Regions from separate parts of the Mus musculus genome. Here region 1 is linked to region 2. Evidence: chromatin loops called from intact Hi-C (ENCODE). Cell type or tissue: left cerebral cortex. All regions are shown on one strand. Each heading gives the region's core, and the rest is flanking DNA. Links, peaks and the distances in the headings are about the cores only.

Region 1 (5,374 bases), core at 120-5,119, 56 kb before region 2:
AGATGCAGCTGTGAGTTTGAGCCGCCTGGTCTACCTACTGGGTTCTAGGCTAGCCTTGGCTACAAAATAAGACATTAGTTTTCTGTTTTGTTTTGTTTTTAAACAAACAAACAACAATCTACACAACAAAACATTCACCATGTCTGGAATCAAAGTGGAAAACAGCATAAATAAAATGTGGAGAGTTGATTGTACCATCCCCTTGGATAAGCATCTTCAGTGGCTTTAAGAACGAGATCTTGTTTCCCATAAGGCAGGGTTGAATTCTATGTATCCCAGAGTGACCCCAAATTCTTGACCTTCTTGCCTCACCCCCCACCCCCACCCCTGACCCACATGTTCTCAGAGTTCAGGCATGAGCCACGTCTGCTTAGTTCTGGCCTCTACTTGGAACACCTTTGAGGTTCTTCTTTCCATCAGGACTCCTCACTCCACCCCATCACTTAGCCTTTCCACCCATCTCACATCTCCACTCTGATACGAGGGATGCTGGCACATACCGCCCACATCTATAGAGAAGATGAATGCCCATTTCACCAAGCTCTGTGAGCCCAGACTAAGGGCTCTCAGCTCCTTGTTCAAGAGGCCATCTTCAAACTATACTCTCCTGAGAGCCTTGTGGCAGAATTTAAAGTCTATGGACTGACCTTAGTCTTGGTCTTCCCCTGTATGCTAGTTTTGCACATTAGGGATCCCTCAGGAAGGAACCTTGGTTGTTCTTCTGTAGGAAGAACACAGCACATGGGTGTTGGAAACACGTACTTCCTCCATGTTATCTTCTTTTGTGAGGATAGAAACTCTTTCTGGACACGCTTCCAGTTTTGACTATGGAACAACCATGTTCCATCGGGGGAAGGTGTTCACTGCAATTGGCAGCAATGTTAGTGACAGTTGAGCTTACAATGGGGACTGGTGACTATGGATGAGAGCTGTCTTGAGTGTTTCATGTATATGTTTCTGACATAGCCAGTGCTACTTTTTTGATGTTAGTAATGGCTTTCAGATGAGGAGATGGAGGTACGGTAAGGAGAGTTCTACAACTTGAATAAAGCTATACAATTGGGGAGCAGAGAATCATGGAATTTTTATTTCAGATTCCCTTGACACCAGTAATCAGGACCCACTTTCTATCACTTAGTAAACTGGAGACTCTGGTGAGCAGTAAAGGACCACTGTGGCCACAATAAGCTACTGCGTTCACAGCCTACGGCTCAAAATCTGGATCTTTAGGCAGACTGTGGTGCTGCCATTAGAAGCAATAATACAACCTCTGCACCTTTGGAAGGTGGATGAACACCCTTGTGACTCTGTGTCCACTGTCTAAGGGTGAACTCCAGCATAGCCTGATCTCATAAGAAAGCAGCCAGAGACCAAGTGAGATTATCCTGCACTGAAGAAAATGGTAATTATAGTCAAACCACTAATTATTTTTAAAGTTCACCAGTTACGGTTTGTGTAATGGCCATTAATAATAATATCCATGACTGAACTACTGCATTAGGCTTTCCTTCTTCCTCACCCTCCTCTTCCTCCTCCTCCTCTTCTTCCTCCTCCTCTTCTTCTTCCTCCTCCTCTTCTTTTCAATACTGGGTTTTATATATGATAAACAAGGGCTTCTCTACCATTGAACTACATCCACAGCCCGCTTTTAAACCTTTTTTTTTTTTTTTTTTTTTTTTGCCAGTTTGTCCAGGTTACCCCTGAACTCACTCTGTAATCCAAGGTCATGTTAAACATGCCACCCTCCTATGTTCCCCTCCCAAGTAGCTGTGATAACAGACCTCTGTCACCAGAGCCGGCTTATTAGACAACTTTTAAATGTTGTTTACTCTTTGCAGTGAGAAAATGTTTATTATTTTCTTGGATTTAAAAATAAGGAAGCAGGTTTTGTTATTATGTGATTGTTGTCATAAAACTCGGAGACTGAGTTTGCTTAATGATTCTCATAATGGGATGAAACTGAAGCTCAGAGAGGCCAAGAAATAGGCTCCAGTTTGCACAGCAAATTAAAAGTAGAGCTAGGACTCTGAGCTATTAAGAACCTGGCCCAGTGTCAGTAAGCACAGTGAACCAGAGGCGGAGCTAAGAGTCAAACCACATTCTAAATTATTTTTTGTAAAAGCATGATAGATTGTTTCACAACTTTTTACATATATATGTACATATACATATACATATATATATATATATATATATATATATATATGCTTTAGAGAGGTAATAGACTTGATTATACCCCATATTATTCTTTCATATCCTTACCCCTTTCTGGCAAACCTCTCCTTCCCAACAAATACCCCTCCTCCTTTTATGTCTTTTTCTTCTGTGGACCACAGCATTTAATTAATTAGTATTTCTGTATGAGCATAAGTGAGGTAATTTACTTGAGCAAGGGCAGCAGCTACCAGTGGCTACAACCACTTGTTCAGACTTTTGCTGTGGTTCTCAAACCCATAACTGATGTGAATGTTGTCCCCATTTTGCAGTGGGAAAGTAGAGGTAAGTAGGGGAGAAATTGTTTATTTAATACCGAGCCTGGTTTCCTGTTCATTTGAGAGCTCATAATGTTTAATGTCTTCAGAGAAGGGTTTTTAGAACCAGCTCTAAATAGTGGTGGGATAGTGGTGGGAGCTGGTGGGCTTTGATTAAGTGATAATAGCCTTTATCTGTATCAGTGTGGGAACTTAGCTGCATCCAGCCTTGGGTACAGACCTGGTCCTTGTCTATCAGAGCTCTGTCGTGTGTAGCCAGGTGCTTCAACCACAGTATGTGTCAAAACACTGATGACACACCACCCTTTCACTAATGTGCCTTAGCCCCTGCAGGAAAGAAAGGCTCCCTCCTGAAGGGGCTCTCCAGAATGAATGCAGTTACCAGAGATGCTTGGAGTACAGGGGACTGACTGACTCATGCTGAGCTGTCCCCCATCCCTGGGAGGCAGCCCAGGAGCCGCCCACCTCTCCCACACACCACCCTCTTGGCCCAGACTTCTAGTTGCAGCATTTGGATGGATGGTAGAGTTACTCCCTGCCTTTGGCTTCTGCCGGGATCAGGAAGAGGGCTTTGTTCGTTCTCTCTCTCTCTCTCTCTCTCTCTCTCTCTCTCTCTCTCTCTCTCTCTCCCCCTCTCTCTCTCTCTCCCTCTGTCTCTCTCTGACTCTGTCTCTGTCTCTGTCTCTGTCTCTGTCTCTCTCTCTCTCTCTCTCTCTCTCTCCTTCTCTCCTTCTCTCCCTCTCTCCCTCTCTCTCCCTCTCTCTCTCCTGTCTCCTTTAGTGGCTGAGTGGCTGATGGATGCAACCAGAGCTGAAAATTTCCTCCGTGTCTCAGAGAACCTGGGTCCAGTGAGAATCAGGGCATTGAAAGGGGGAACTGAATGGCCAGGTCTGGTTTCTTTCTGCCGGAGGAAGAATTAGTCATCGGGCCACGGCTAGCTGCTGGCAACTGTCGATGTCACAGGGAGAGGAAATGCACTTGGGATGAGTGAGTGCAGTGTGGTCTCCACAAAAATCCTCTTTTTTAACCGAACAGAGGAAGCAGCCTACTGATTTCCCCTTTTCATGAATCGGCAGTTCCTGTCTGCTCAGAGGGCAGCAGTTGGGCGGCTCTGGACCAGATGTGGAGTGCAGAGTAGACTAAGGTGCTCTAGCACAGCGTTTCTTTTCCCTCACAATAGCCTTATTGTCACTGTGAGAATTCTTTCAAACTCTGTGCTGAATGCTCAATCCAAGGTTACAAGCGGTCTGCCTAAGGCCAAGGCCACAGCAGGGAAACCTCGCTCCTGGGCCCCTTGCTTCAATTTCCCCACTTCTTGTCTGTTCATTTCATCGGCACCCCTACACCTCCTTCCAGGATGTCAGAGGTTTCTCTGCGCATGAGCAGTAACTCCTCAGTGTGTGATCCTGTATACAGTACTCGTACGTATACAGTGCCGCAAGTGCACCCTGAACTGAATGTTATTCATGCCTTTTGGGATTGTTTGCATTTTCGAAAATGTCTCTGGGAAAATTGGAGAGTCCACATCAAGGACTGAACATCGATCCCAGCATCCTCCTAGTTCCCCGATGATAGGCTGTTTCTCCCCCTCCCCTCCCTTCCTCTATTCCTCATTTCTTTTAAATTTTGGCAAGGTTGCTCCTAAGTACTTTACAGTTCTTCATTGATTTCATTGTGATTTCCACTGTGTGACACAGGTACTGTCAGTATCCACACCATCCCACCTTCTAATAAACACCGGGCACAGAGTTGTCTGCCTAGGGACACACAGGATGGTGTCAGAAGAGTAAGAATGGCTATGTGAGCTGCAGGGCAATTCCAGGAAGTTAAAGGAGCTGCACTGAGCAGTCGAAAGGTGCTTTCGCATGTTTTGCTCCATTGGGCACTCAGATTCTCTGTGCGACACGGACCGTTTCACCTGTTGAAAGAGAATACAGAGTTTAGGGTTCCACACTAGGAAAGTGAGCAGAGCTTGAGAGCCAAGTTCACTGTGCCTCGCAAATTTCTAATGACTGAGGTGAGCACTGAGGAATTGGGGCTGACTGGCGCAAGGAAGAAGCTTTGAGGAGGAAACACTTTTTAAAGTATATTCTTTGACAGTTGAACAGTCTCGAACAGTCTCTCCCTGTCCCTCTCCCTGTCCCTCTCCCTCTCCCTGTCCCTGTCCCTGTCCCTGTCCCTCTCCCTGTCCCTCTCCCTCTCTCTCCTCCCCTCCTCTCCCCCTTCTCCCCCCTCTCTGCCTCCCCCTCTCTCCTCTTCCTTTTCCTCTCTTCTCCTCCCCCTCCCTTTCCCTCCCCCCTCCCAGCATGTGAGAGGATGTATGTCTGTGTGTTAGTCATAAAATTAGTTCTCAGAAACTTGAGGTTTTAATAAAACATGAAAAACATTTTTACTAGCACCCTCCCTTCCCTCTGGGATCTTAGGTGCTACACAGTATACGGAAATGTAATCCATATGTTTGATTATTCATCCTTCCATCATCAAAAATATTGTTGATTCTTTGAGAAACATTTGATTTTCTGGATGTCATTCTCTTTTAGAGTTTAGAGGAAGAGTCTTTTTTTCCCCTCTCAGCTACTAGTTTATTTTCGTTGACTGTCACTTTGTAACATTTGACTGGGGTGAACAAGTGGTCGCTAGACAACCCCACAGTTTCCTGTGGACTTTTAACCCAATGATAAAAGCAGACATGCATGTTTTTTAGTCTCAGTGCTTTCAAATGTGGCAAGGAGGGAAAGTAATATTTGTAGAATGCCTGCTTTGCAAAGGAATCACCTTTGTCCTCCATGAAGAGGCAGATAGAGAGCATGGTATGGGGGGTAACATCTAATTGGTATTCTTGTGAAGTCGAAGTCACCACTCCTCTTTTAAGGGCATCATAG
Region 2 (5,374 bases), core at 99-5,098:
ATGCTCACGTGGGCTTTGGACGATTTATTATTCATATTTTTACATAAGGACTCTCTCAGTCACACGAGAAACCTACACATGAAATCATGGATTAGCTCTTGCTTTCAATTTCCTTGGAATGTTTGTTGGTTTTAAAAGGGCTCTCTTTCAAAAGTGTCCTTATTAATTAAATCAACCAGTCAGCCGCATTCCCTGCTTCTAACTCAGCACTCAAGTTTAAACTTGGTTCGGGAGTCAGCTTTCCAACCTTGGCTTAAGGGGCATTAGTCACTCTGAGCAAAATATGGCATCTGAACAGCTGTCTTGGGTACTGAGCGTCCAGGCCTATGTGTCTGGAGAACAGACAAAGGGGGTAGGTGTGGAAGGGAGGCAAGTTTAATTTCTGAATATATATATGTTCTGCACCCCAGGCTTTTTACAAAGAATATCTCTTGATTTTCTCAACAGGTCATGAGTGTGTTCTGCCTTCCCCATTATAACAAGGTCAAGATTGGTCAAAGACCATCCTGTTAACAAGGGGTAGAGCTGGGGCTAGAGTACAAACACTGACTCCTCTGCAGTCTTTCCTGTGTGCTGTCATGTATGTATACATGTATGTATACATCTGTGTGCTGTCATGTATGTATACATCTGCCCTAAACTTCTGACCCCCAAATACAGTGCTTTTATTCCAAGATCCAGATGGCAAAACAGAAACTCAAAAATGCGATATTCTCCACATAAACTAAACACAGACTCTGGACTCGAATTTCACAGTCCTGGGAGGATTACTTCACCTATCATCCATCCATCAGCACCAATCCACCTACCCACTCACCCATCCACCCACCCTCTTACCCACCCACTCACCCCCTCACCCATCCACCCACCCCCTCACCCATCCACCCACCCTCTTACCCACCCACTCACCCCCTCACCCATCCACCCACCCCCTCACCCATCCACCCACTCATTCACCCTCCACCCACCCACTCACCCATTCACCCACCCACTCACCCATCCACCCACCCCCTCACCCATCCACCCACCCCCTCACCCATCCACCCACCCCCTCACCCATCCACCCACCCCCTCACCCATCCACCCACCCACTCACCCATCCACCCACTCACTCAAGAGAGTGTCAAGAGCTCACCCTGCTCTGGGGACTGCCTGGTTTCTTAGAGATGGGGCAAATTGTAGATAGTCCCCACTCTTTAAGAACTTGTAGTCGAATAAAGAAGGAAAACACACCACATTAGACAACCTAATTGGAGCATGAAGGGTCCTCTAAGGTACTATGAAAGAGATGGGAACATAGAAGACAAAGCATCCAATTACCTTGCCAATAAAGCAAGGGAGGTTCCAGAAAGGAGGTGACATTGGACTATAAATACACACTCTCCCAGAAGAGAAAGGGGGAGGAAGGTTTCTCTAGGCAGAGAGCACCAAAGCACTGCTGCGCACACACCGAATCCCTGCCACCTGCTTAAAGCACCGTCTCTAATGCCTAGAATTCTGTGGACTAGGTATTATCCATAACACTTCACAGAATAGGAGCATAGGCACACAGAGGTTAAGTACTTGGCCCGTGGTTAGAGGTCTGCTAAGACAGGCCTTGAAGTCAACTCTTGAAACCTGGTTTCAAAGGTCATCCTCTTAGACACTCACTCACTGAGAACTGAGTGGGGGCCATCTGTTAGGAGTTTCTTGTGAGGAGGGACACATAAACAGGAAGCAAGCCATGGGCTCTTCCTGTAGGCTTTCTCCACGCAGCCTTATGCTGCTAATCTCAGGAACTTGGACTTGCTAGATCCATAACAGAATTAATACTCTCTCTATCTCTTTCTCTCTCTCCCCCCTCTCTCTCTAGCTCATGTACAGAGGCAAGATTCTCTCTCTACTTATGAGGCCACAGAAGAGAAAGACACCTTTATTTACTTTTGACTGAAAACATTATCTGTCTACTGTAGACACACCTGTATCTTTGGTTAGTTGGATGTCAGTATCTGAGTTGTTCGATTTCTGTGTCCAACAGTTTGGGTAATGCATGAGGACATAGCCTTTGTTCGTCTCCTTTGCCACCCCCTGAGTGCCCAGCATAGCACTTGGCCACAACTGGTACTTAGACATTTCCAGTGAATATTTACTGAAAATGTGTTGAGTGACTTCTGGGTTTTGATTAATTATTTAGGAAGCAAATTGTGGGTTTATTTGCTTTGCTAGTAAGAGGACGTAGCTGAAGGAACTCTGAAGGTGAAAGAGACCTTTGTCTTAAGTCAGTGGTTTACAAAGTGCTTTTCTAAGTTTGCCTTCTGGATTCTAATTCAGCTACTGTCCCGCTCAAGCTTTCTGAGGTCATCACATCAGTGTTGGGAGACAGCAAGTTTGAGTCCCTATCCATTCTCATCCTTTACACCCTCTCGGATCGCCTGATCTCCTTCAGTCTGTGCCTAAACACTGTGAAGGAAGAAAGTTCATAAACTCATAGGGCACACTGTCCCCCTATCGGATGGGCAAGGACAGTACCACTGTCAACATGTCCTGAGCGCTTCTTGGGTACTAGGTTCGGTCCCTGTCGCCAAACATAATGACCAGACATTATTTTCTTTCTCCTCTCCTAGCTCTAAGACTCACGCCCTACTCTCCTGCCCTCCACTGCTCGCCCCGGGCTCTCCGGCCGCCACCGCCTGCCCCGCCCGCGCTTCGCCACCCCAGCCTCCCGCACCAGACGCCGGCTGCTCCTGCGCTCCCACGCCCGCGCACCTCGCTCTCCCAGCCCCGCGCTCCCACACCCGGCGCGGAGGAGGCGGGCGCCCGGGGCGAGGGCAGGGCGGCCACGTCAGCGGCGCCGGCTCGCTCCGCCCTCCGCGGGCCTCCCCATAGAAGGTAAAGCCTGGGCAGAGCCCGCGGGCGTCCTCAGGCTGGCAGCTCGGGCTGCTGGTTTCAGTTTCTGAAGAGCTAGGCCTTGAGCAAACACTGGCTGGCGGGAGGAGGGTGTTGGACGCCTTCCCAACAGATAATGTGATTCCCTGCCGCTGGGAGCCACCCACGGTGGGAAGGGGCAGCGCAGGGACCTGCGCAGGACAGCCACGGTCCTGGGCGGCTGGGGGAGCCTGAGCTCGGACCCTTCTTCCTCATCTGTAAGGCTGCCCCTCTCTCCGTGGACACTTAAAATGTTTGCTTTCTTTCTGAGAAAGAAACAGAGGGAGATCGCCAAGACCAACATGAACTCCAAACTCAGGGCATTCCTCACTCTACTCTGACCTTTTTGTAGATGCACTTTTTTTTTTCTTCTCAAAGGCCAGACCTATCCCTACCCAGCGGGTGACCTGTGTACATTTCCTAACTTCTCTGTCTCATTATCCTCACCCATAAAATGGGAGTAATGATACTTATCTTTAGATACGCTCCGAGGGTTAGATTAGCTATAGATTATACATATTAAGCACTTAGTGCCTTCAATCAGCAGTAATTAACATTATTATTAATTGTATTGTTATGGCGTATGACTAATCATGAGATAGATTCTTAGTGCTTCTGGGAGCATAAGTAAAAATATGCTCATTTAAAAAATTTTATTGAGGGAGGGAGTTTTATGAGGTGAATATAAAGAGTAGCACTGAGTCAGGATATAGTCGTGCATGTGTCTCATTTCATAAAGAAACTTGGAAAGCCGGCATTATGTCCACTGTACAGGTGAGGACTCTGAAGCTTCCAGAAGTCACTGGCTCATCTCAGACTCTGGGTCAGTATCTAATTTTTCTCTCTTTCTTTGAGACTTGTCCTTATATAGCCTAGAATAGTCTCTAACTCACCAAGTAGCTGGGGATAGCCTTGAACTCCTTAAAAAAAAAAAACAAAAAAACCAAATATTTCGTTTCCTCTTTCTCCCCCTCCTGCTCCTCCCCCACTTCGTGCGTGCGTGCTTGTGTGTGTGTGTGTTTGCCCAAGGAGTTCAAAAGACAGGAACTGGAATTAGAGGCTGTTAGGTGCTGCCCTATGCTGGTTGCTGGGAGGAGAGCATAGGTCCTCTGGGAGATCAGCAAGAGCTCTAATCTGCTGAGTCATCTCCCCAACTCCCAGACTTGAACTCGTGATCTTCCTGCCTCGTTAGCCTAAGTGTCACACACCTAGCTCTCTCTCCTCCAGTGACCACACCCCACCCCAGCAGGGTCACACCTGTTTGCCTCAGCAAAGGTACCTCCTTTCCTTTGCATAGCCTCCCATCCTCCCCGCATAGCCTCCCATCCTCCCTTTCGCCAAGCTCTTCAACCTGGAGAAAACCTAGTCAAGTCTGGATGCCAGAAGAAGGCCACTGTCTGCTCCAGGAGACTTTCTGATCCACCCCCACCACCTCCACCCCTCTTCTGCTGCCTGCAGCCCAGGCTGTACAGACTTGTTGTCACCACCATGTCTCTGTTTGTACTGTGCCTCCTCTCAGTAGGCCTCCACAGCTGACCGGTGCTGTCTACAGTCTTAGGACCACCCCCTCCCAGGTTTAGTTCTGAGCTTTACTGGTTGAAAGACTGGGATCTCTGATTTTTACTCTCTGCCTGTCACCTCCCTAATACAGAAGGTGGATTTCAGCAACACTGTCAGCTTGTAGTGTTGCGATCCATACAGGATGTCTGGGCAGTCAGTGGTCTGAACTTACAACTGACAAGGCTCAGGGAATGAGACAGCCTGAGGTCTTGGGTGTTACTTAGGGACAGAAAGAGGAACAGTGCCAACGGGAGAACCAAAATCATGGCTAGGCCTCAGAGGGGATGGTTCCAACCCAAGCCTCCCTGAATCTTCACATGTGGTCTTGGCCTTGCCTCTTTACTTCTTGGGATTCACCCCCCCCGCCCCCCCACCCCAAAGTTAGATTAAATACCATTAGCGGCCAGTCATTTGTCTGTGGGACTTGTACTGCCCTGTGTTCCCGGTTTAGGGTCACACACAGAAGGAACAGGAAGCACAGAACTCAGCCATTGCCTCTCATGAGCTGACAGTAACTATGGTAGTTTACAGTGTCTGCTGAGTAGGTCCTGGTATCTGGCACCGGGCCAAGCATCATTACTGCCCTGTTCCCCCTGAGAGAAAGGACTTCTGCAACTACCATTCTACAGCTGAGGGAATAGGGTCTGAGGCCAAAGAGCCAGCAACTCATTGGTCAGATACAACTGCTCAATCACCTGCAGGAATCCTTTTGAGTACAAACTTGTTCAGAGATATCTGATGACACAGAGACTCTTATCTTTCAAGCCTGTCCTTTATTAATGCTCAGAATAGCTCAAAAGGTCATGCTGCCATCTTTGCATTAGTTTCTTGGCTTTGACTTGGGCCCCAGGCAGCGTCAGTCAGGATGAGAGCTCATGGAAGGAGACAAGACAATATACTCTTCCACAGG

What was found. Hi-C counts contacts between places; a loop is a spot of excess contacts. Peaks named below come from ENCODE experiments on the same cell type or tissue, not always from the same donor. Only the 100,000 strongest peaks of a DNase experiment are listed, where the experiment ranks them.
Region 1: it touches region 2 in a loop (4-fold over the local background); 11 of 42 quality-filtered maps call a loop at or near these places.

The regions. Positions count from the first base shown.
Region 1 is chr4:95,102,665-95,108,038 of GRCm38, forward strand. All of the region lies in intron 1 of Junos (a long non-coding RNA gene), which reads left to right. Among named protein-coding and RNA genes, the nearest start is that of Junos, 53 kb to the left of the region's middle. In left cerebral cortex, for the core only: no CTCF peak of the experiment used is centred there; DNase peaks (open chromatin) are centred at 2,935 and 3,517.
Region 2 is chr4:95,158,588-95,163,961 of GRCm38, forward strand. It overlaps Junos (a long non-coding RNA gene), which reads left to right. Exons shown (of 5, transcript XR_867920.3): 4 at 2,604-2,868. Among named protein-coding and RNA genes, the nearest start is that of Gm12708, 32 kb to the right of the region's middle. In left cerebral cortex, for the core only: CTCF peaks have their summits at 2,494, 2,736 and 3,034; DNase peaks (open chromatin) are centred at 324, 1,380, 2,892, 3,972 and 1 more place; H3K4me3 peaks cover 1,173 bases; H3K27ac peaks cover 1,378 bases.